Regions from separate parts of the Homo sapiens genome. Here all the other regions are linked to region 2. A link is a loop called in an ENCODE intact Hi-C map of the cell type or tissue named here. Cell type or tissue: heart left ventricle. All regions are shown on one strand.

Region 1 (8,000 bases), 180 kb before region 2:
GCAGTGAGCCAAGATCGCGCCACTGCACTCCAGCCTGGGGGACAGAGCAACACTCCGTCTCAAAAAAAAAAAAAAAAAAAAAAAAAAAAAAAAAAAAGAAGAAGACAGGATAACCACAAGTGGATATTTCCAGATCTCTAAGTATTACTAGGGAAGTAATATAGAGTAGTAAAGGCTTTCAATTTGGGAAGATGAAAAAGTTTGTGGAGATGGGTAGTAGTCTTGGTTGCATAACAATGTGAATGTTCTTAATGCTATTAAACTGCACAGTTAGCAATAGTTAAAATGACAGATTTTGTATTATATATATTTTACCACAATAAATGAATAAATGAAAAAAGTGAAGTCTCTGGAATCAGTCTTCTTGGCTTCAAATCTTGCCTCTGATATTTCCTAGCTGTGAGTCCTTGGGTATTGCATTACCTTCTCTGTGCTTCAGTTTTCTCACCTCAGAATGGGAGGATAACGACATGCACCTCGGAGGTAGTGAGGGTTAAATGAATTAAATGAATTCATATGTGTAAAGCACTTAGCACCTAGAATGCAATAAAAGTCCAAGAAATGCTAGTGGTTGTTAATGGTGTTGTAATTATTAGTACTGCTCTTATTATGAGGTAAAGCAATTTTTTAAAAAAGTTCCATCTTCTTTCTCTTCTTCTTTTCATTCTCTGCAGGAGGTATTAATAAGAAATAAAATAGTGAAAATGTGGGTAGGAGGAGAAAGAAAGTAAAACAAGGGCCTGGGAAAATTAACACCCTGGAATAACCAAGAATTGCCTACATCAGCCAAACATTTAAGTTTTAATCTCTAAGCAAAACTGTGCAGGGTCCTCAACCACCTGTGAAGATTTTCGAATGTCATGTGCTTGGCCCCAACTTGGACTCACCCCATCTGGCTGTCCAGAGATAAGGAGCCTCTCATTACACAAACATACTCAGTGTGTACAGAGGGATCACTTGTTTTTGGTATTTTAGGTTTATTTAGAAGAAGTATAGTTTTTAAAATCTAAAAATTGTACCCTTCCTTCCTTTTAAAATTTTTTTTTTTTTTAAATTTTAACAGTGCCTTTCTGCCTTGATTAGAAGTAAAGGTCAACTTCTATGTGCACATCTATTGGCCACTTAAGAGAGAAAGCCCTGCTAATAAATCTTGGGGCAAAGGGTGTGGTTTCTTGTGTGTGGCTATTGCTATGCTGCAACTCATCACCTCGTGCGGTTAATGAGGATGTGGTTCTGCAACTTGCACTTCCATTTCAAAGCCATGCAGGCCATTGATAGATCTGTATGGCTCAAAGAGATGCCCTATTTGTTTTTTATTTTTATTTTTTCGAGACAAGATCTGGCTCTATTGCCCAGGATGGAGTGCAGTGGTGTGTGATCTTGGCTTAGTGCAACCTCCGCCTCCCACGCTCGTTATCCTCCCACCTCAGCTTCCAGAGTAGCTGGGACTACAGGCACACACCCTGTGCCTGGCTAAATCTTGTGTTTTTCTATTTTTTGTGGAGATGGGGTTTCACTATATTGCCCAGGCTGGTCTCAAATTTGTGAGCTCAAGGTATCTGTCTGCTTCAGCCTCCCAAAGTGCTGGGATTACAGGTGTGAGCCACTGCGCCGAGCCCCTATTTGTTTCTTAAGTGGTGGTTTTTACTCAGTGAGAGGTGGTAGCTAAGCATTTTTATGTATTTTTTTTTTCTTGGGTGAAGATGCTATTCTAATGTGCTCTGATTTCATTTTCTTGTTTTCGTTTAGGGCATTGGCATACTTTAAAGCTACCTTGCTAGGCCAAGGAGCTGCCTTCTCTTAGAAGGGCATCAGGAAGATGGTTTTTGGATGTGGTATAAAGGGATGGAAGAGGAGGTGGAGTGGGAAACAGTTAAAGTACTAAGGCAAGAGTCTCCTCATGGTTTCTCCTTGCATGGTACTTCACTCCTTTACCTCCCAGTAGATTTTATTTTCTAAAATAGTAGATCAAAAAAATCTTTAGGGGCTCCTCATGACATAGAAAGTAAATCTCAACCTCTTCAGTCTGGCACCGTAGCCCACCCACCATGTGACACACACCTCCAGTTTCCTCAAATCCCTTTACCATACCCGGCACAGCTGAGGGCACATGTACCTGGAGCCCATCTTCCCCCCGCCCCCATTTCCCCAACCGTCCTCCTCCAGCAGGAAAACTGCCTGTGCCACCCCTAGTCATATGGGTCACATTTTAAATTAATCATTTCATACATATGTGATTTACCTCACTAACGAGGCCAGAACTCCCCAGACTGGAGGCTCATAGGTTGAATCCAGTCCACATGCATGTTTTGTTTGGCCTACATGATGTTTTTGAAGAATATGAATTAGTTGCCAGAGTTTTTTAAAAATCAGGAGATGATACATACACACAGAAATCTGGATTTCTGATTTCTCTTGACAAACTGGAAGCTCTGACAATTCTAGGCCGGCACATATGGATGGTTCCAGTCAGCTGGAGTTGTGTAATGACTGACTTCTTCAGGCATGATGGGTCCTTTTCATTACAGTACAGTCCCAGTCACTACTCTGTCCTGCACTTGGCCCCCGCCTTCTGGCTCACAAACCTTCCTGGCTCCTAACGCTGTTTGAATCTTCAACCTCTGAACTACACCCTCTACCCTTGGAGGATAGAAACTTTGTCTTCATCTCCTCACCTCCTCAGGGCCTAGCACACCATTATTTAATAACAGGTGCTAAAAAAAAATGCTTCCTGAATGAAAGGAAGCAAGGCTAGAGTGAAGAAGCAGGGGAAAGCAGTGATGATCACGGAGATGAGGCTAAAAGCAAGCCACGGACAAGGACACAGGTGTGAAGCATTTTTCATTGTCTCAAAAAAGATGTCACATGGAAGGCTCGTCCCATTATAGCCTCAAATGCCAGAGATTTATAAAGCCCTTTAAGGAAAAAGAAAATTAAGAGGCATTGTATTTTTTAAAGGATAGCTTCCCAGAAACTGGACAGAAACAACCTAGAGTATCTAACAAAGCTCTTCAACTCCAAGTATATGTTTCTGTATCAACAGTGAAGTTAGTCAATCTGTTCTTTCTTTTAAGGAAAACCATGAAACTTTAAGCTTTACTTTGTAGTGCTGACTAGGTAAAAGAGAAATTACCCTAAAGGTAGCCTTTATTTCAAGTCTATCTACAAAATCTAAAAAGAAAAACACTGGAAGAGATGGATGTTACCAAGGACCTTTTCCTGAACTTGCACCAAATGCCTTCTCCATGCTGTCCAAACTGCCCCTTTGCTCTCAAATGCAAGTTAAGTTAGAAGATCAGAAAGAAAAAGGTTCTAGAATACTAAACACATCACTCAACTACTAAACTTTATTTTAAACTTCACATATGAAACTGTGGCTCCAGAAGAGAAGTCATGGCTTAACTCAGTGTTCTAACAAAGGAGGTTATACAGCGTCCTCCTTCTACTGAAAAGCCTCTGAGTGGGACAGTCAGGAAAAATGGGCCCTGTTGTCTGTTGATGCTTCTGGGTTTGAGGGTGTAAAATGAAGTCAGTTTGTGGTGAGGTGCTTGGGAATTTAGAGGAGAAAAAAAGCGGAGAGAAACTTTTCTCTTTGTCCACCAAGGGGATTTGTGTTTGAAATGAAAGTTGGAGGAGCAAAAGCTGAGCAAAGCTTTAGATTGGGGATGTGAGTATCTCAAGCTGCCGGGACAGAGAGGAGGTCATCAATGGGAAGCTTGTAGAAGCACCCAAGAACAGACTTGTGCCTCACTTAACTATGTGTCAACTTTTCTCTGCCTGCCTTCAGAGGTGATCTCATTTTACATTCCAAAGAATGACAATGGAAAATCATACCCGTTTATAAGCATCTGATTGTACAAAGTTTCATTCTGTAAGTAGGAGCTTATCACAGTTTCTAAAATCTCCAACTCTGTTCCGTGCCTTGAACATAGAACAGTATTCAGATGCCTCTTAATTTTCTGCCTGAGAGAGGCAGTAGGGTATAGAGAGTAATAGCATAGGCTCTAGAGTCAGACAGATAGGAGTCTCAGTCTTGGTTCTGCCAGTCAGTAAATGTGGAGCCCTAGGAAAGCTAGGTAACTTCCCCAGCCAGTTTCCTCAACTGCAAAAAGAAAATAAAAAATTGTGCATATTGCCTGGGATTACTTTGAGGCATGAGTGGGAGAATGGACACAAACACTTAGCATAGTACCTCACAGAGAGTCAGCCTCTAATAACTAGCTATTTTCATCAGACTCTCACGATGTCGAAAGATTTAGACAGTCAGTTAGTTGGGTAAAAGGTCATCAGGATCTTTGAGGAATACATAGAAGTTGGACCGGCATTGTATTCACAGTTGTTAATTCTAAACAAGGATGAGGGCAGTGACCCTGTTAAAAAAACCTAGGGTTTGAGTGATTTTTCCAGTAGCAGGGGTAGGTTATGCTGAGCCAGCCACGCTCACATCCATACCTTCTGCGACCAAATGCATGCATTTATGAAACACCCGGGCAAGCAGGGGGCTTCTCTGCATGAAACCAACTGTCCCATATGGGGCCTGATCCCAAAGCATTGGATTTCAACCAACTGAACTAACTGGTAACAGATAACCAAGGGGACATTCCCTGTTTGCAGGAGGGGAGCAGACTTTTACAGAGACATATCACGAGAACTTTAATAAGACGCAGAACACAAAATGCATTTTAGTGTTACCCAAGAACATGTAATGTTTCAGAGTTTGGAGAAACCGCAGCAACTCTGTCCATTCCAATTTATAAGCAGATTCTATAGCTTGAAAGGTCTGGGCTTTTATTGGCCTTTTTCCTTGATGATATAATGAGTATTTGAAACTGACATGCCTAAGGCCGGGCAAGAAGCTTGGCCTAGAGATCATGTCATCTTTCCTTAAAGTAACATCTCACTGCTTTCCTGGTTTCCTGCAGAAAGATTAGACTCTTGGAGAATAGTCACAGAATATTAGAACGGGACGGGTCTTTAGTCACCTAGTCCACTGGAGGGGCAGAGAAGCCACGTGGCAGGCAAAGATTATACAGCTAAATCCTGGCTCTGCCAGCACCAGAGCTTCTCTGACTGCAGGTCCAGGACTTTCCATTAAAATCTCCTGCCCTGAGCCTGCCAATCATTAGTTCTCTTACAGAGCTACCCCAAAGTTGTGGGAAAAATCACTTGCCCAATTCTTTTTTTTTTGAGACAGAGTCTCGCTCTGTTGCCCAGGCTGGAGTGCAGTGGTGCGATCTCGGCTCACTGCAAGCTCCGCCTCCCAGGTTCATGCCATTCTCCTGCCTCAGCCTCCCGAGTAGCTGGGACTACAGGCGCCTGCCATCACACCCGGCTAATTTTTTGTATTTTTAGTAGAGACGGGGTTTCACTGTGTTAGCCAGGATGGTCTCGATCTCCTGACCTCGTGATCCGCCCGGCCTGCCTTGGCCTCCCAAAGGGCTGGGATTACAGGCGTGAGCCACCGCGCCCGGCCCCATTTTTTTTTTTTTAATGGTCTAGAGCTGCTACCTGGTTGTGTGGCAGTCCAAAGCAATAAGACATTTATTGTTTCCAGCTGCCTAGAAACTCAACATTAGCTGTGTTAATTAGATTATGACAAACTTGTTAATCACAAGCAGATAAAGCCAGTAAGGGCTAGCAGCATTTCTGACCTGGAGGCTAAAATGTTAATGATATCTCTAGCTCAACAAGAGCAGATTATAAACTTTTGTTATCTTTGTATCACCAGGTAGTAAGCATTCAGTCACTGAAATTTATTTATTTTAATATGAAATCACTTTTGTTTAAAATAAGTATTTCTAGGCTGTAAGTTTCTAAAAAGCCTCCCATAGAAATTTAAAAAGTAGATGTAAGGTCTGGAAAATGTAACAATATTTATGGAAGGATGCATTGGAGACTTGTCAATTTATCAGCTGGAAATGTTGTGGGGAAATCCCAGAGCTGAGAGTCAGACTTGGTTCCTAGCCAGGGTCTTGCCACACCCTCAGCTGGTAATAATATTTGGTACCCTACCATTTTTGTAATGTAAAATGCACCTATGTAGCTTTCTTCTCTACTCCCTGCCTTCCCTTCCCTTCAGGCCCCAGCTTAAGACCTTGGTATACCATAGCTTGCACTTTTATGCTACTTTGAGCAAATATGAATCTTCTTTTACCTGTGTCTTATTTCCCCAACCAGATCAACTAGGCTATCCTTCTCTGAATGCCTAAGATTAAGCTTGGACTCCATACACAAGTGTTATCTATAATACAATCTATCCTATCAGAAAAATGAGGGTACTATACAGATAATCTTTGGACTCCTTGAAGGTAGTTATGAAAAACTTCATATCTACCCTTCATATTGTGGAAGAGTAATTTAATATAAACAAGAAAGAATGTGTACAATATTAAAAAATTTCTGAAATTTAAGGCTAGATTTTTCTCTAGCCTATCTCTCTTTTCTAAATTACTGGGATAATCACAAAAATTACTCTCCTCTCAAGAATGTTTGACTACTAAAGAACAGGGAAAGGAAGAGATTAAAATATAAATGTGAAAATGCACATATCAAAATGCTGGCTGTGGTTTTTAATCTAGGTGGTATAGCAATGGGTAATTTATATTTTTATCTTTGCATCTTTGTATATTTTCCACATTCAATGAACACAGGCTACTCTTATAAACTCTAAAATAAAGGTAAAGACAGTCTTTAGTATTTACAAATACTTAACGAGAGACAAATCAGTTTTTTTCTAGCATTAGACAGTGATTGTCACAGTGTGATAACATGTCCTAGGAATTTCCGAGAAGAGCATATGGCCACGTGGATCATACAGTCACCTTGATTTTCTATCGCCTGGATGGACTGAGTGTGCCAGTGATGTTGGGGATAACAGAACTAAGAGGTGTTCAGTAATGCTAAAGATACTGAGGAAAGCAAGAGAGACATTGTTCAGGATCCTCAGTGCTTGAGATGATACTCTTGTACTGGAAATCCTATGCATACACGAAGAAATTGATAAGAGTAGGACGAGGAGAACTGGGAGACCTGAATTGGGATAGGAGCTGCTGAGAATGTTCTGAAGGGCAGACCACGAGGACTTTGGTAAGAGTCTGAGGCAGGAGACTTCCAGAAAGACAACTGTGACCTGACAACAAAATACTATGGGCCAGGAGGTAAAGGGTAAAGCACGGAAGCAGAGATGATCAGCAAGAAGGCCCAAAAGAGGCTCTGCAAGCTGGGAAAGGGCATTCAGAAGTTTCTGGAAGGAACTATGTTGTGATTAATGAAATCCAAGCTTAACAGAATAACATGAGACTAAATTTGAAATGACCTCATACTTCTGAACATTTCAGTTTTTGCATCTGAACTCAACTGTGACACCAGTGATGGTGAGAGAGAGGGGGCAAGGTTACGGGATCCAGAGGCATTGTGATAGAAGTTGTGCATCTCATCCCAGGGCTTGAGGGTATTGGTGGGAACTGCTAAAAGACAGTGCAGCCCAGAGGGAAGGGAAATCAGTGATCTGCCCTCCTTTGATCCAGTTGTCCAGCATGGTTTCTTTGAGCCACATCTGCAAGATTATTCACGTTGTATTCCCAAGTCCTGGGCCAGGAGTGGATAGTTCAAATGCCAACAGGGGCAGGTAGGTAACAACATAACATGACATAACATAACATAACATAACATAACATAACATAACATAACATAACATAACAAAACATAACATAATATAATGAACGAAGCAGGTCAGACTGGCTCATGGTGCAGGCAAGAGTACGTGCTCCACTTGACGGGACAGCCACTCCCCAGCTCTGGCCAGCTACAAGAATGTAGGCCTAGGTTTTCCAGATCTGAGCTTTCAAGAAAAGCCAGATATCTCAATTTCTTTGTGAAATTTGCTATTACTAGCAACTAACTCATGTTCTTTCAAAAAACCATCAAGCAAGTCAAAGAGAACATATCAAGAGGGAAGGGGGAATGTGATGTCTCGGTTAGTTTGTGACCTTTGCTCTGAA
Region 2 (8,000 bases):
AAGAAGAGTGAAGAAATGAGGTTGATTAGAAAAATGATTGTCTAGGGCATGGAGAGAAGGTTCTTTTACCACAGACATCCCCTTTGGCTCCACATTCACAGTTGCCTACAGGTCCCTTCAGCCTTCGTCCTAAGTTGTGTAGCAGCAGAGGAGAAGGGATCGGAGAGTAGAAGCACAGGATCGGATCCATGGCAAGGTTATCCAGTGCTCAGTGGCAAAGCTGCTTTGCAAGAAGGCTGTGGGTAAGGTGGTAGAAGGTAGCGTGGGGTGCAATAAACACCGAAAGCTCATATTCTGGCCAATCCAACTGTAGTCTGAAGCAATGCAGGACCATGGAACTATACCTCTCCCTATGCAATCCTGGGTCTGTTCCCACTCTGTTCAGCTTCTTATACAGGACCAGGTCCATAAGACCAGGTCTTATACAGGTCTTGCTGTTTTTCTTTGTACATGACAGTGTTTCCATATATACTATCTCACAGAGGCAAAGAAGCAAACATGTCATATACAAAGTTAGCATTACCATCTCATAGCTCAAAGCAGAGCTCCTAGGGAGCAGAGCGTACCAACTGCTTAAATGACCAAAGGACCAGCAATGAAAATTTTGGGTAGCTGCAAGAAACATCCTATTAATTACTGCTTCTTTGGCACTTACTATACTTGGATGACTGAAAGACATGACCAGTCAAAAGAAGAAACAAAGGCAGGGAGAGAAGACATGAAAGAAAATAAGAGCAGTTACTTCAAAAAGAGGAACTGGCTTGATGTGATTAGCAGTATATTAATGGTATTTTTTAAAAGTTAAATAATGATGATGTTGTAATTATGGTCAGTAGCAACTGACTTCACTAATAACACCTGTTAATGTGGTCATTGTCATGGCCTCCTGACAATTAGCTCGAACCAGGGAAACTGGTGATATTAAGCTGTCTTTGACATAATATAATATGGCTAAATCTAGTTGGTATCTCCTTGTTTCTTGCCTTGTTACCTACAAACCCCTTCTCCCGCATTAGAAAGCAATGAACTTGGTAGAAAAATTTCTTTGTATCATTTCTAAATAACAGTTTAAAGCTAGTGCTGATTTAGATCATAAACTCAGATTACTAATTGTAGAAAGGACCTTGGTGTCTAGGTATGCTTATTTGTAGTAAATTCCTGATTAAAAAATGAAAAGAAAGTCACAAAAGTAATTGGACAGAACAAGGTTAGGAAGTAAAACTCTCTCATCCAATTTTGAGGCACAGTGATCATAACTCTACTATTTTCACAAATGAAACCAAGAGAATTTCACAAATGAAGAAAATTTCAGAAACCAAGAGAATAAAAATTACATCTCAGAAAGAATTTTGGTTGAAAGAGGGAAGGAAATAAAAGTCTACTCATCTACTTATGTGGCCAATGGCGCACAATGCCAACAGCTGGTTGGAGTTTGCAATACACCACCCAGGGTACTCTTGTATCAGTTAAAGGTCCTGCTCCCTCAAAACCCTTGACTTTCGTTTGAAGTGAAATGGTGATGATATTCTAATTTTACTAGAACAAGATACGTTGCTGCCACCTTCCAGAAAACTGTCAGTAAATCCACAAATCCACAAAAAAGAGGATGAGTCTTGGCTTTCCCAGTTCAAGATTCAGTCTAGAAAATAAACAGAAACTTCTCAGTTAAATCTGAACACTCCTTTACCAAACATACCTCTGAGAGATTCTGAACAAACTATTAGGAGAAGACAAGACTATTTATGTAGAAGAAGGCTATATATGTAAGACTATATATGTAGAAGGCTATATATGTAAACATTGCTTTAAATCCCTGTATCATTACTTTAGTAGCGGTGTGACCTTGGTCAAGCCACTTTAGCCTTCTAAATGTCTTTATCTGAAAAGAATGGATCATATCACATCAAAATGTGTTGTGAAGATTAAATGATGAAATGCTTGTAGAGCACTAAGTATGGTGGTAGGTATGATCTAAAAGCTCAACAAATGAGGGCTATTAATATTGGTTCCTGAAGACAGTGGTCACATAACTATGACCTCACTTGGAAAGCTGAGTCATAGCTGGGTCAAGAGACTGATGTTTCAGGAGTAACACATTAGTAATGTAACCAGGCAAGTAGTGTACCAGGCAAGGGCATACAAGGAGTAGAAGCCCTAATCCTCTTTCCTCTATTCTTCAGAATATAGCTAAAGAAAAGGAGGAAATAATACTAACATATTTCATGGGAACCAGCAAGTCAAAAGAATGAAAATAAATGCAAAACTTGAGTATGGATATGTGAGAAAGAAACAAATGGTAGTGTTAAATGTTAGGAAACATATTTGCCTATCAGAGGGAAAAAGATGCAAAACAAGCTACAAAACTGTTAGCTTTGGGGTAAAAGTATGCTATCAGTTTGGGGCTGAGATTCAGGTGTTTATGCATCATACAACTTTCATAAAAGTCATTTAATCTCATTTGTAATAAAAAATGCAGCATAAAAGTCTCAAAAAGGATATTTAATAAGTATGAGGTAAGCACAGGAGACTAAAAAGATTACAATGCAATTCACAAGTATAGGGCAGAAGAGTTAAAACCAACAAAACTACAAACTCAACATCCAAAATGTTAGTACACAATTGCAAATCAAATATTAAATTTTAAGTTCGGCTGAAGAGTATGTGTAATTCACATCTCTTAGTATACTGTATATGAAAAGCAAGAGTGAGTTTACTTTAGGTTTCTCAGTAGGTACTTAGAGTGATCTAGAATAATGATAAAGTGAACTCCCAATTTAGTGAAGAGGACATACATTTAATGTTGTGCCCTGCATCTTTATTCCACACCATTTCCACTAACAACTCTGCAAACATCCTTTCTCCACTCCACACTAAGAAAATGAAGCGAGCAGACTATTTTCGTCATTCTTGTTTGACAAAACATATGGAAACAATAATTCTACAGACATATGTACATCATAATAGGAAGCAATCCTATTTTAATGTAATTTTAAAAGAGGTTTTAAAAGGACTCAAGCTACTAAAATTACTCATCTGAAGCTTGCAAATAAGAATGCCACGTCCCTAATTTATTTAGCAGATTCATATAGTTGGGCTAGAACTTTAGGTATGACTTCTCTTATAATTCGGAGGTGAATTCTCATTCACAAGAAGTAGGATTTGTACAAGTAAATCTACCCCATACTAGAGGATAATATTCTTAATTCAATCACATTTGGCTAATTTCTTTTTTCTTCACGTGGTTATTTTTGGCTTTATTTTGTTTGCCGGTAGAAGAGAACAAACATTAAAACTGGCTCTAAAGTTCTAATTTTATACATTGTCTTGAAAGTACAGCACAAAACATTTAATTTCTTTAAAAATTTTTTCCCTGCCAAAAAATGATAGTTTTAACTGCTTTCGTTAAAACACAGGCATGCAGAAATGGGGAAAGAGGAAGTTCTTTCAGGAAAAACACTGAAAAAAATAAGATTTCATCTGGCCTTTCCATCATCACTTGAAGAATTGTTTGGTAGTTACATCATCAGGAAATAAAACACCATCCTCTGAGGACCCCTACTCATTACAAAGAGGAAAGAGAAGGTTTGAAGTCTAAATCACCCCCAGAGATGTCTCCACAAAACCCCAGACTTCTCCTTTCCCTCTCCCGCCTACCCCCAGCAACCAAAAATAAAAAGTATAATGAATTTACAAAAGTTTACATAAGAATAACAGGATGTGTATTGAAGTCCCTGAAGCAACAACAGCTTTAGGGACCCAGAGGGAAAAAAGTTACAAGCGGATCGACCCTGCCTCCCAATGACTTTGTTAGCCCGACAGGAGGGCGCCGGCGCCCCGGCCCACCGGCCCACCACTCATTCCCTCCGCTGGGAGCCGGGAACCACGGTCCGTTCACACGGCCGGAACATCCGCGGGAGCTGGGGTGTGTGGCTGCGCCGCCGCCGCGGCCGAGGGTCCCGCGGTCACCGGCGCCCCCGCCGACAGCGCCGCACACGCGGAGCGCCTTATAAGGCAGAACAGTGACGTAACGCCCATAGGCCGGGCGCGCTCAGCGCCCCGCTCGCATTGTTCGGGCGACTCTCGGAGCGCGCACAGTCGGCTCGCAGCGCGGCACTACAGCGGCCCCGGCCCGGCCCCCGCCCGGCCCCGGCGCAGGCAGTTCAGGTAAGCCCGGGAGAGCAACTTCGCTCCACCAAGGGGCACTGCTGTCAGACAGCCAGGTAGCAAGTCTGTGGGTGGCTGTTAAAGCTGTCTCAGCATCACAAACTGCAGACAGGTTTCGCAAAGCGCATCCAATGAATTCTAGGTTCAAAACCGTTTCCAACTCACACAAAACTTGAAAGTAGAAGTTTTCTCTGGAGGAGAAAACAGATTAGAGATTTAATTTTAAATGTTGAGAGGTGGGAGGTGACTGTATTACATACGCTTTCCAAGTGAGCTACACATTGAATCCTGCCCATATTGAGAAATCTTTGGGGAAAGGGTGGGGGAGACTATATTGTACTGCAGCAACCCTATCTCTCCTCCGGACTCAAACTCGCTTGTCTTACATGAGCAGAATGCGAAAATTTGTTAGTGCCAGGTTTTCCCCTCTTTTTGTAAATGTTAATATAAACGACTAGAAAAACACTGTTAGGAATACATCTTGGAATTAAGACGAATCTAACTTAAAAAGTAAAATCTTTTTAAGCTTCAAAAAATCGTACAAACGCTATTTTGTCGTAAAAGCATATGTCAATTTGTACAAGGAAGTAACTATCATAGTTTTGAGTTCTAACTTTCTGCTTCAAGTCCAGGCATTGGAAAAATGACAAACCTCACTTACAGCTATCATTTCTAGAGTAATATTTTGGATAGTAGTATATTATGTAAAAAATGCCAATTTAAAAGGTAAAACTTATAGAGTAACTGTATTAATCAGTAACATTTTAAACCATAATTAGTTACATCTAAATCCTGAAGAGGCTATTGCTACCAATGAACTCTTACAGTATGATAACTGAACACTTGGCAGAAAAATCTCCATAATATTTTACTTCATTTTTTCCAACTAAAAGTCAACGTAGGAATTAAAAATAAAAAGGTTATGTCAACTTTAGAACACTGGAATAGGAGATGAAAAATTGATTCATCATTCAATCCTTATCTGGTCTAAACATATATTGTAAAATAAAACTTTAACAACTATGTGACAGAATTGTCCCTTTTAAAACAGTCTCTATGTTTTATAAGTATATACAATTCAAACTCAGAATTCATAGGCTGCCATTTATATTTACTCTGAGATTTTAAAATGCTGGCATTTTAGTTGGCACTAAAATGACCATATAAGATAACTGTTTGGAGGTACAGTAAAAGTTTAACAGAGGAGCAGAGCACTATAACCACTGAGGTGTATGTGTGTGTTACAAACTCATGTTTTTATATTTAATTGTCAGAAGAAAATGTCAGATCCCAGATTTTATCATTGAAACACAGCATTTAAAAAATACTCAAAATGTGGGTTATATCTGTATATTTCTAATAATTTCTGTTGGATGGTTTTTAAAAGTATATGACATTGGTGCCTATCATTTTTGCCTCATAGCAGTTTTTTTGTTTTTGCTAATTTTGTTTGGAGCAATGCACGACTTTGGTTTTCATATTTTAAAAGAAAAATTATATGTTATTTGGCCTGAGGATAGGCTATATAAACTGCAGGTTAGTACTGAGAAGTAGGATTTTCCACAAACTATTATTTCAAACCTAGGGAAGCCCACCATAATGAGAAGAGCGGGGCCAACACCCATGTCACTGTGGAGAAGTACAGAATATGCAATGGAAGAGTTGTTTATCTGATATAAGCGGTAATTGGAAACTGAAAAATTCCTGCTCTGGAAAAAAGATATTCTGCTCTTCTGAATCTAACAGAGGAAGAGACAAACAGAAACCATCAATTATTGTTTCAGGTATACCCAGAGTACCATCTGTACCATAAACTACAACTCAACTGTTGAAAATCATAACTTCCATCAAAATTCTAACAGCTGTGTTTCCCAGTGTCTTTTATTTTTTTAAAGCAGGCAAGCATCGATTTTTTAAAATTTAAAAATAACACTCTTTAATATTCCACACTTTTTCCCATTTATTAACTTTAAAGCATGGTTCAAAGAACAATCACATAAGACCTCTTTTAAAACTGAAAGCTAAGTATGACTTATCATGGATACCCTATCTCACACTGGGCTCTTTGGATGAGCAATTTCTTAGTCCTTGGGACAATCTGTATGATGGGAAAATGTTTTTGATAGAATGAATGTGAATTTCTACACTTCCAAATAAAGCACATAATAATTTTATGCTTAGTAAGTTCATTTGCACTTTTGTGGTGATTAACCTTAACTGTTAAGCCCTGGTATTTTTGTGCTATTTTCCTAATGCTGTGATGGAGACTATAGTAACAGCCAGTATGAAAACACAAATCAAGCCTTGACTTAATTTTCCGGTTCTCTTGCAGTTCCCATTAATTTGCCTTCTCAAAAGGCTGTAAATTTTGTTTAAGGGTTCTCTGCTGTAATTTCCCCTCCAAAAAAGTGCCTTTGGTAATAAATGGATTTTGAGATTTAAGAAAAAAAACTGAAAATGTAGGAGGAAGAATAAGATTCCAATAATTCTGCTTAGGTCATGTTCTGTCCATGTCTAGTGCTTCAGGGCAAAGTGAACATTTTACAAGGTGAATAGAAAAAAAACATACAGCCCCTCCTATTTAAAGGAAAAAGGAAGAGGGGCAAGAAGAGAACTGTTTATAAAAGACTGGATATTGTGGATGTAAGGCAATATTGGTCTCAACCTGCTTCAGGAACTGAAATGGCCCCATCTGTTGTTCACAGAGCCTGTCATCTTTGAAAAATCTAATACACCCTACCTTATCTGTTGGACATATTAATTTTAAACGATTTTAAGGTCCATTTAATTTGTATTTGACCATGAATTCAGCTTCAATTTAAACTGATTGTTTAGTTTTTGTAAATTATATTTAAATAAGGATTTAAAGATGAAGAGACACTGCATATGCAGCCAGCATCACAAACCTTCAAAGCAATATTTCTGTGGTTGCTGCTGTCATCACCACAACATTTTCTAGCCACCAACCCAGTCACTTATGCTTAAAGTGTGCTGCAATGACTTTTAGAACCTCCTATGGCTGGTCATTTTCTACTTAAAATGAGGTAGGACATTCATGTTTTGAGTCATTTTGTTAGGTACACTAATTCCTAGCAGATTATCACCAACACTTATCAGCCTTTGCACATCCCTCCTTTTTTTAAAAAAAAAAAAAGACTTGAGATTCTCCTTGACCTTCATCTGCACTAACATCGTCTCTGCCTGGGAAAGCTGGGCAAACAAAAATGGGAAGGCTTACCAAGGAAAGTCCCTGGTTTCTTTTTCAGATATGAGAAACACTCCCTCTTCATGCTTGTTCTCTGAGATGCTTTAGCAGATTAAGATAGGACAGCAGCAGTTTTAATTCTGAGCCCAAGAACGAGAACACATTAGCAGTATTCTTTTTCCAGTCTGACCGTCCTCACATTTCTATGCTCTACTGGCTCCAAAATATGATAAATTGTTAAGTATAGAATTTTTTTTAAACAAGCTTGGGGAATGATGTGTTTGTGGGGGCAGGCAGGGGAGCAGTAGGGAGGTAAGTAGAGGAGTAGATAGGTAAGTGTATGATTGGGACAGACAGGATGCAGACATACCTCAACTCCTTGTGTCTGTTTATGATAACTACTTATTCTAGCCTAAAGGAGTTATTATCAGCAAAAGAAAGCATACATTACATCAGAACAGCAAACATTCAACTATGAATTTGAGAAGTACCTTGATAAGGTACTTGACTATATGGAAAATGGGATACCCCAGGCCCCACAGTCACACACACACACACACACACACACACACACACACACACACACACACACACACAGTCCTGGCACAGAATATCCACAGAATTTTACAGC
Region 3 (8,000 bases), 54 kb before region 2:
TCAGATACGCCATGTGAGACATGAATGAAGAATAAAATTGTCTTAAAAATATAAGACAAAGGACATAGATGGCCCTATAATTAATCTGTGAACATACCTATAAATAAAGCAGAATGTAATATTTACCTATATTAAATATATTTATGTAACAACCTTCCATTATTTCTATAGCCCAGAGTAAGGATATTCCTAGGTGTTCAAGAAAATACAATAGGGGTGGGGAAAGATAATTAGAAATCCTGTTTATGTATAATTTTTCATTTTTGTCTTTTTTGAATGTTTTTTATAAAGCACATAATATACTGTGGTAGTACATGAATATTTTTATAAATAAATAGATATACACACAATGAGGTTTTTCCCAATCTCATCTCTTACACATCCCCAACCTCCCATTCCTACACAAAAATATCCCTTCTATGCCTTTGCTTTTCTCAAATAAATGAGCCTTTCCCTGGCTACCTAGGGAAGAGCCAGTGACAACTACTGTCACACATCATTGTTCATCTATACCGTATTTGTAAATAGTCTCTTCAGTAAGGCTATAGGCATTTTTCGGACAAGGTATTTGTACCAGTGTATATATGCATTTGTCTTAGGCAATACAGCATAATGACATTACGGCATGATTTTTAAGAGTGTGGGTCCCTGAGCCAGGTTTCCTAGACTCAAATCCCAGTTTTGCCACTTATTAGCTGTGCAACCTTCAATAAGTTTCCCGTGCTTCCATTTGTTCACTGTAAAATGGAGATAATAATATTCCCTACCTCATAGTGTTGTTGTGAGACTTGAATGAGCTAATACATGGAAAATGCTGAGAAGAATGCTTAGCACACATAGTAAGTGCTCCCTCACTTCCAGATCAGGTCATTGGACCTGAAGAGGGTGAATGTCCTTTTTGTTTTGAGACAGAGTCTTACTCTGTCACCCAGGCTGGAGTGCCGGGCGCGATCTTGGCTCAATGCAACCTCGGCCTCCTGTGTTGAAGCAATTCCTGGGCTTCAGCCTCCTGAGTAGCTGGGATTACAGGTGTGTGCCACCACACCTGGCTAATTTTTTGTATTTTTAGCAGAGATGGGGTTTCGCCATGTTGGCCAGGCTGGTCTTGAACTCCTGACCTCGGGTAATCCGCCTGCCTCGGCCTCCCAAAGTGTTGGCATTACAGGTGTGAGCCATTGTGCCTGGCAATGGGTCAATGTCTTAATCAAGTTCCACAGCTGATTTGTGACAGAATTCTTATCACCTAACACAAGGGAAAAAAATGTGCAAGAATGTTTGAAGTAGCATTTTTTTGAATACTGAAAAAAAAATATTCAAAAACAGTAAAATGAACAAGTAAATGATGGACTATATAATGAAATATTCTTACAGCAATCAAAATACATAAACTACAGTAAAATAGAACAAGGAAGAATCTCAAAAATATAATCTAGGATGAAAAAGCAAGTTTTAGAAAGATACATTCAATATGGTATTTACATAAGGTTTGAAAATGTAATACTATACATTGTTCAGCAATATATATGTACATGTTTTTAAAAAGTATGAAACATACAGGGGAATGATAAATACCAAATTCAAGATTACGTGGTTACTTCTGGAGTGGGAAGGGAGGAGAAGGGGTTTCAGAAGAGATACATACATTATAATACATCTATAATACAGTACTTAAAAACTGTTTTCTAATATACAGTAAATTATTAAAATTTTATAAATTTGTGTGGTAGCATATAGCAGTTTGTTATGGTTTCTATACTTTTCTGGACACTTGAGTTTTTCAGATTTTTAAAGAAATACTACAAACTAAAAGTAAGGTACTGGCGATGATGAAAGTTTCATGATTTGTAGGGACAAAGAGTAAAATTAATAATCTGCTTATATGCCATAGAGTCAATTATAAGTTCAACTGATATTTTCTCTCCTAGTTATAAACCTCAACAGTGGAAGAATTTTTCTTCCTATTATAAATTCATTTGGATGATTATATAATCAGATGTGGAGCTAATGTGTCCTTTAAACATTAATTTATTTTATATTGTTTCCAGAATGGCCAACTACGTTAGGTAGTAGTATCTCCGCTTTGAAGATGAGGGTCCTAAATATAAGCCCTTGACTTACCCAAGGATAGATCTAGAATTTTAGAAGAATGTCAGGAATACAGGAATACAGCCAGGGACCAAGCCTTCATTCCTTTAATACTAGACTTGGCCTTCAAAACAAAATAATGCAGTAATTCTGTAGCAGTAACTCTGCCATTTCTGTCCTAATGCACTTTTAAAGGCTAACAAATTTTAAAAACAAAACAAAAAACCCCATAAAAGCTCCCAACAATTTTAAAGGAAATACTATAAAGTAAATCTGAAGAAAGTTAGAAGAATTAGCAAAGTCACCATTTTACAATATTATAATTATGTTAAGTACGTCTTAAGCAAGCACTTAGGGTCATGGTTGGAGGTCTGACCTGGGTTCCTGAGGTGGAATGCTTGGGGGATGAAGTTCAAACACAGCCTGTTTACCCATGGACATAAGTGGCCTTAATCAAGACAGAACACCTTTTTTTAAATGTTTGCTTTAAAAGCAGAAGTGCAAATAAGACTGTGATTTATGAATCTGCTAATATCCTTCTCTGCTGTAGACATCAAAAAGATTGACTTTGGGGCTGTGGTAAATATAACAAGAATGTAGACTTGTTAAAGCAGTAATAGGTACTCTTATTAAAACTCCATTTCCATTAAGCTTTACAAATTTTCTTCCCTCCTTCCAGGCTTTAAAGAATGCGTTCCAGAGGCAGTGATACCGAGGGCTCAGCCCAAAAGAAATTTCCAAGACATACTAAAGGCCACAGTTTCCAAGGGCCTAAAAACATGAAGCATAGACAGCAAGACAAAGACTCCCCCAGTGAGTCGGATGTAATACTTCCGTGTCCCAAGGCAGAGAAGCCACACAGTGGTAATGGCCACCAAGCAGAAGACCTCTCAAGAGATGACCTGTTATTTCTCCTCAGCATTCTGGAGGGAGAACTGCAGGTCAGCTGGGTTGGAGTTATCCCCATCATGCTTCAAACAGAAGGCTGCTTGTGAATTTGGTGTTCCTGCTGCCACAGAAATAGATATCTGTGGTTCATACATGTGTGTACATGAAAGCAAAGCATAAGTATATATACAAAGAATTCTCCTCTGCCAACTCAAAGTGCAATTAATCCCATCTAAAGGGGCTGTCATGATGACATGTGATTGGCATACAGGTCGTGAAAGGTCACATCCTCTGCCCATGCTGCTCAGGAGCTTCAGTGCACATGCATGCATCAGTAGCAATAATGCCAGATGACTTCGGGATTGGTTTAAACAACAATAGGTGCTTTTGTACCCCAAGTGAACTGGCTCCTAGACTAGCCCTGGCATTATTAACCTACATGAAAATCTAAAAACAGCTGGTACACATATAGGAGAATTTTATTTCCTACCCCCTGAAAATCCAAATGCTAGTACATTGATGGATATCATGATATCTGCTTGTCAAACATAATAAAAAAAGTAGTCCTCCAATGTTGTATAGTAATCACTTTTTAAAACATTAATTGTGTAATTAGACTACAAGAAGGATGAAGGGATATAGTTTTGTTACCTTTTATAAAAGTGTGAAAATGAAATATGATTCATTTAGATTTGAAAGAGAAGAAAAAGCACTGCCAACTATCACAAAAATCACTTGCTGAGACTGCTGGTAGAGACAGCAGGCTTTCTGAAATACTTTTTGTTCCTACAGGCTCGAGATGAGGTCATAGGCATTTTAAAGGCTGAAAAAATGGACCTGGCTTTGCTGGAAGCTCAGTATGGGTTTGTCACTCCAAAAAAGGTGTTAGAGGCTCTCCAGAGAGATGCTTTTCAAGCGAAATCTACCCCTTGGCAGGAGGACATCTATGAGAAACCAATGAATGAGGTATGTACCACAATAGGGGTGTGTACCTGGGAGGCAGCCAAGCACTAGCCCTGCAGATGAGCATGATCTGTAACTCCTCTTTGATTCCTTACAGTTTTACTTTCTAACGCACTTAAAGCCTACACAAAACAGATAAATACGACAAGTTCAATAGGAAAGTTAAAAAGAATGAACCATAGACAGGATGCGTCCACTAGGTTTGTTGCTTGAATCAACCAAAATCTACCAAATGCCAGAGAATGCTCCCCACTCTCACGTGCATGTGCAGGCACATACACACACAAACACACACATGCACACACATACATGTGCTTACACACACACACACACACACACACACACTCTGGGAACTTGCAGGGTACCCAGGCTGTAATAAAAAACATAAAGTTCAACCATAGAGGTTAATTTTTGGAAAACACTGAGGTATTATGTCATAGAAATTTTGAACATGAATGGAAATAATCTAAAGAACTGTCCAAGAAATAGAGTTTTTAAAAACATATATTTTAGATGAGTGCATACCTTCTTTTTCCTTCAAAGTTTAATGACAGCAAAGACCTTTCCCTCACCAAGCGTACCTAGCAATTACAACGGCAAAGGTGGGCAGTCCCAACAGGGCCACCACTAGGGAGAAGGCAGTACTGCTTGCTCTTTTACTTGCTGACATTTCTGAAACCCTTTGGAATTCTTATTTTATTCTTTAATTTTCCTCTGAGACCTTCATGGAAAATTTCATAATTTTTCATTTTTATAGAAAAGAAACAACTAGGAACATGAGTTGAGGCTGGAGAGTGAAAGCAAGTTTCAGACAAATTTCCCTCAAATAAACTCTGGCAACCTACCTCAGGACTGACCTCTAATGTCCTTGCTATTCTCGTCTTTAGTATCTCATGAGAGAAGAGACTACTGTCTTGCCAAATAGTGAAGGAGTTTGGTCATATGTATCTGCTTCTCTACGGGGTGAGGATGAGACCACCCAAAGTCTGTTGATTTGCACTTTAATCCAAATTTTAAACAAAAGGAACCAGAGCTGCATTCAAGTGAATACTGTTAAAACTGTATCCTGGCTCCCAACATATTAACTATGAAACAGTGTCAGGCACAAATTCCCCAACCCCTGTGAGCTCAAATGCAAATTAATGATCTCTGAACATAACCCTAACAAAACTCTACAAATGGCATAACCTCTCAACACTTCAGTGTGAAATGGAACAGGATGATTCCAAACTTATGTTGAAATCGGTGGGAAAAAATTTAATTACAAAATAATTCTATTGTGCACATGCAAAATTGGAAATACCCCCCTTCTACAAATGCTTGCAGTCTTAACTCTGTAAGGTGCCCCTGAAAGTTACCCATAATCTGGCCCTACTTTACAAGTCCAGCCTTTTTTGATTACTCCTCCAACAGATACCCCTATATACATACACCTCTCACATTCCCACCTCCATGATCTGCCAATTTTCCTCTCTTTCCTCTACTTCCCCCTTATGGATTTCTCTGTCCTCAGATATCAGTTTATGCAATTCCTCGAAGCCAAAATAACTCCACGTACACAACCCAGTTGTCTATCCTTTTCCTCGGTCTAGGAAGTACTAGGTGAGAGGGGAATGCCCCGAAAATAAACAGTGAAGGGGAATTCTGCCTAGGATTTTCCTACACAGGGCTGAAGAAAATAAAGGGAGGGCAGTGCTCCTGCTGAGACCAGCTGTGACTGTATCCTAATTACATGAGAATAAGCATCTTGAATGCTAAAGTTATTCTTCTTTTGCATTCCCCCATCTTGAAGTGTTAACAGCCCCTTCTCCCTTTTATTTTCTTCATAATGTTCTTTTTGAAAAACCTAAAAAATCTCAATCATGTCTAGGGTAAACTAGAGGTGATTTATCTAATTCTTAAGGCAAAATAACTTAGAAGAACAAACAGCTCTCGGTTACATGACACGACAGGAACACTGACTTAAGATGAAAAACTGGTGGAAGCCTGTGAGCTGGAACATGCTTGGGGCTGGGGCTAGGAGCAGAGGTGTGGTCAAGAGGGCGGGAAGAGGCAAGGACTCAGTCCACAAGAGTTTTGACCTCCTATTCCTTTCCAGCCTAGGGTTCTATATCAGAACTTAATTTTAAAAAAAAATTAATAGCCTAAGGTATTCTTAGTTCTTCCAAAAAATATATTATAGAAAATATGGGCCGGGCGCAGTGGCTCATGCCTGTAATCCCAGCACTTTGGGAGGCCGAGGCAGGCAGATCACCTGAGGTCGGGAATTCGAGACCAGCCTGACCAACATGAAGAAAGCCCGTTTCTACTAAAAATACAAAATTAGCCGGGCGTGGTGGCACATGCCTGTAATCCCAGCTACTTGGGAGGCTGAGGCAGGTGAATCGCTTGAACCCAGGAGGCGGAGATCGCGATGAGCTGAGATCACGCCATTGCACTCCAGCCTGAACAACAAAAGCGAAACTCCGTCTCAAAAAAAAAAAAAACAGAAAGAAAATATAACAACATTTTGGATTTACCAAGGCACTATAATAAAAGAGTCTCAGTATTATTAGCATAACCTAGGGCAAATCTTAAAATACTTACCTTAAGCAATGGTATAATTAAGCTTTTAAATTTAATTTTATTCATTTAGTTAGTTAATATGTATTGAAAAGCTCATGTATAGGGAAAGTTTTGGTGAAAGAGGAAAAAAGATTTCCAGGTCTTGGCATTGAAAAAAGCAGTCTTGAAGCACCATGGTGAATTGTAAGAACTGCCTGAAGTCCAGTGTGGCTGAAAGTTGGGTAGGATCGGTGGGAAGATATGGAGTGAAGATGGGGCCAAGGTGGCAGGAGGTTCAGATGGTGAAGGGCCTTTTGGCCCCGAACAGGAGAGTGGAGTCCCAGTGGTGAAAAATCATGCTGTCAGTGATGAGGACAGACTGCAAGGAGGTAAGGCTAGAGGAAGGGAGACCACTTAGGGGGTCATGGAATAAATGAAGGGCACGGATTCCTTCTAGCCTTCTTTCCATTCCCTTCAAACAACCACGAACATATAAAGGGAAAAAAACAATGGAAAGCAAGAGTGGATTAAATAAACCTTCTATTTTCTCTCTTTGGTTTGTATAAAATTTAATATACATATCTTGACAATTACAACAAGCTCTCCAAGGAAATACTGTTTTTGGATTTAGAAAAGCCTCTTTTAGTAATTCATTTATGCTTTACTGAATACCTACTATAATTATTCATACATTAATTCTAATGTCAATCTTGTGACAAATTAAATTGAATGTATTTTCTAAGTCAACTAATAACTTCCCTAAAGTAAAGCTGATCCTATCACTATTTCACTCTCAAATTGCAAAAGGAGTTGATTTGAATTTTCCTTACAATGGACTCTAATGTTTGGGCAACTGAAGATAAAATTTTCAGAGGGCTGCAGTGGTTTGAAACACACTTCCATGACAATCAACACTAGAGCCTCCTCAGAAGATGCCTCTGCCAGCAGGCAATACAACATAGCAGTTTCAGCTTTCACAAAAGGACTGGCTACATTAAAAATCATCAACAATTGTATGGCATAATGAAGTATTTTGTGAATTTAAGCATTTAGAAGTCAGAGAGAATTTACTGGGTTCTATATGCTGGGACACCTCAGTTGTACTCTTTTTCTGAAATGACTTGGTCATTTTGTGCCCAGATTTCTAGTCAAGTACATTTCTAGTCAAGTACATGCTTTTTAGGATACACAACTTAAATTGGCTTTAAATTCACAATGAGTCACACATTCTAAATCTTTTATGACAAAGGCAAACTGTAAAAATCAATCAACATTATCACTTACTGCATCTGTATCTAATCTAGAAAGTCGGGTGTTTTCAAAACCAAGTTCTTAATAGATATTAATTTATCACTAGCAAAAGATCCCGAGTTAGCTCTTGCCAACATGTTTTTCTGGTGGCAGCTTACCCCGTGCTGGGCAAAATGGAGCTCAAGGCCAGGAGCTGATAAACCAGCCCAGTGAGCTTGGCTGTCTAACTCCATCTGACTGTGATGCTTTTGGCCACTGGCATGTTCTTT

What was found. Hi-C counts contacts between places; a loop is a spot of excess contacts. Peaks named below come from ENCODE experiments on the same cell type or tissue, not always from the same donor. Only the 100,000 strongest peaks of a DNase experiment are listed, where the experiment ranks them.
Region 1: a loop joins it to region 2, with 2.8 times the contacts of the local background. A loop is called at or near these places in 42 of 110 quality-filtered maps.
Region 3: a loop joins it to region 2, with 2.1 times the contacts of the local background. A loop is called at or near these places in 33 of 110 quality-filtered maps.

What each region holds. Positions count from the first base shown.
Region 1 is chr3:100,054,191-100,062,190 of GRCh38, reverse strand. All of the region lies in intron 1 of CMSS1 (cms1 ribosomal small subunit homolog), which reads right to left. The region is part of intron 1 of FILIP1L (filamin A interacting protein 1 like); the gene reads left to right. Among named protein-coding and RNA genes, the nearest start is that of FILIP1L, 56 kb to the left of the region's middle. In heart left ventricle, a CTCF peak has its summit at 3,965; no DNase peak of the experiment used is centred here; H3K27ac peaks cover 395 bases.
Region 2 is chr3:99,872,236-99,880,235 of GRCh38, reverse strand. All of the region lies in intron 1 of CMSS1 (cms1 ribosomal small subunit homolog), which reads right to left. All of the region lies in intron 4 of FILIP1L (filamin A interacting protein 1 like), which reads left to right. All of the region lies in intron 1 of LOC105374010 (a long non-coding RNA gene), which reads right to left. Among named protein-coding and RNA genes, the nearest start is that of HP09053, 52 kb to the right of the region's middle. RefSeq lists an enhancer at 1,897-2,191 and a silencer at 3,757-4,226. In heart left ventricle, CTCF peaks have their summits at 3,800 and 3,999; a DNase peak (open chromatin) is centred at 4,045; H3K4me3 peaks cover 5,082 bases; H3K27ac peaks cover 6,650 bases.
Region 3 is chr3:99,925,795-99,933,794 of GRCh38, reverse strand. The region is part of intron 1 of CMSS1 (cms1 ribosomal small subunit homolog); the gene reads right to left. FILIP1L (filamin A interacting protein 1 like) reads left to right here. Exons shown (of 6, transcript NM_001387850.1): 2 at 2,765-3,026; 3 at 3,766-3,939. The coding sequence starts at 2,775. The region is part of intron 1 of LOC105374010 (a long non-coding RNA gene); the gene reads right to left. It also overlaps the pseudogene TMEM258P2. Among named protein-coding and RNA genes, the nearest start is that of MIR3921, 35 kb to the left of the region's middle. In heart left ventricle, a CTCF peak has its summit at 4,577; no DNase peak of the experiment used is centred here; H3K27ac peaks cover 4,318 bases.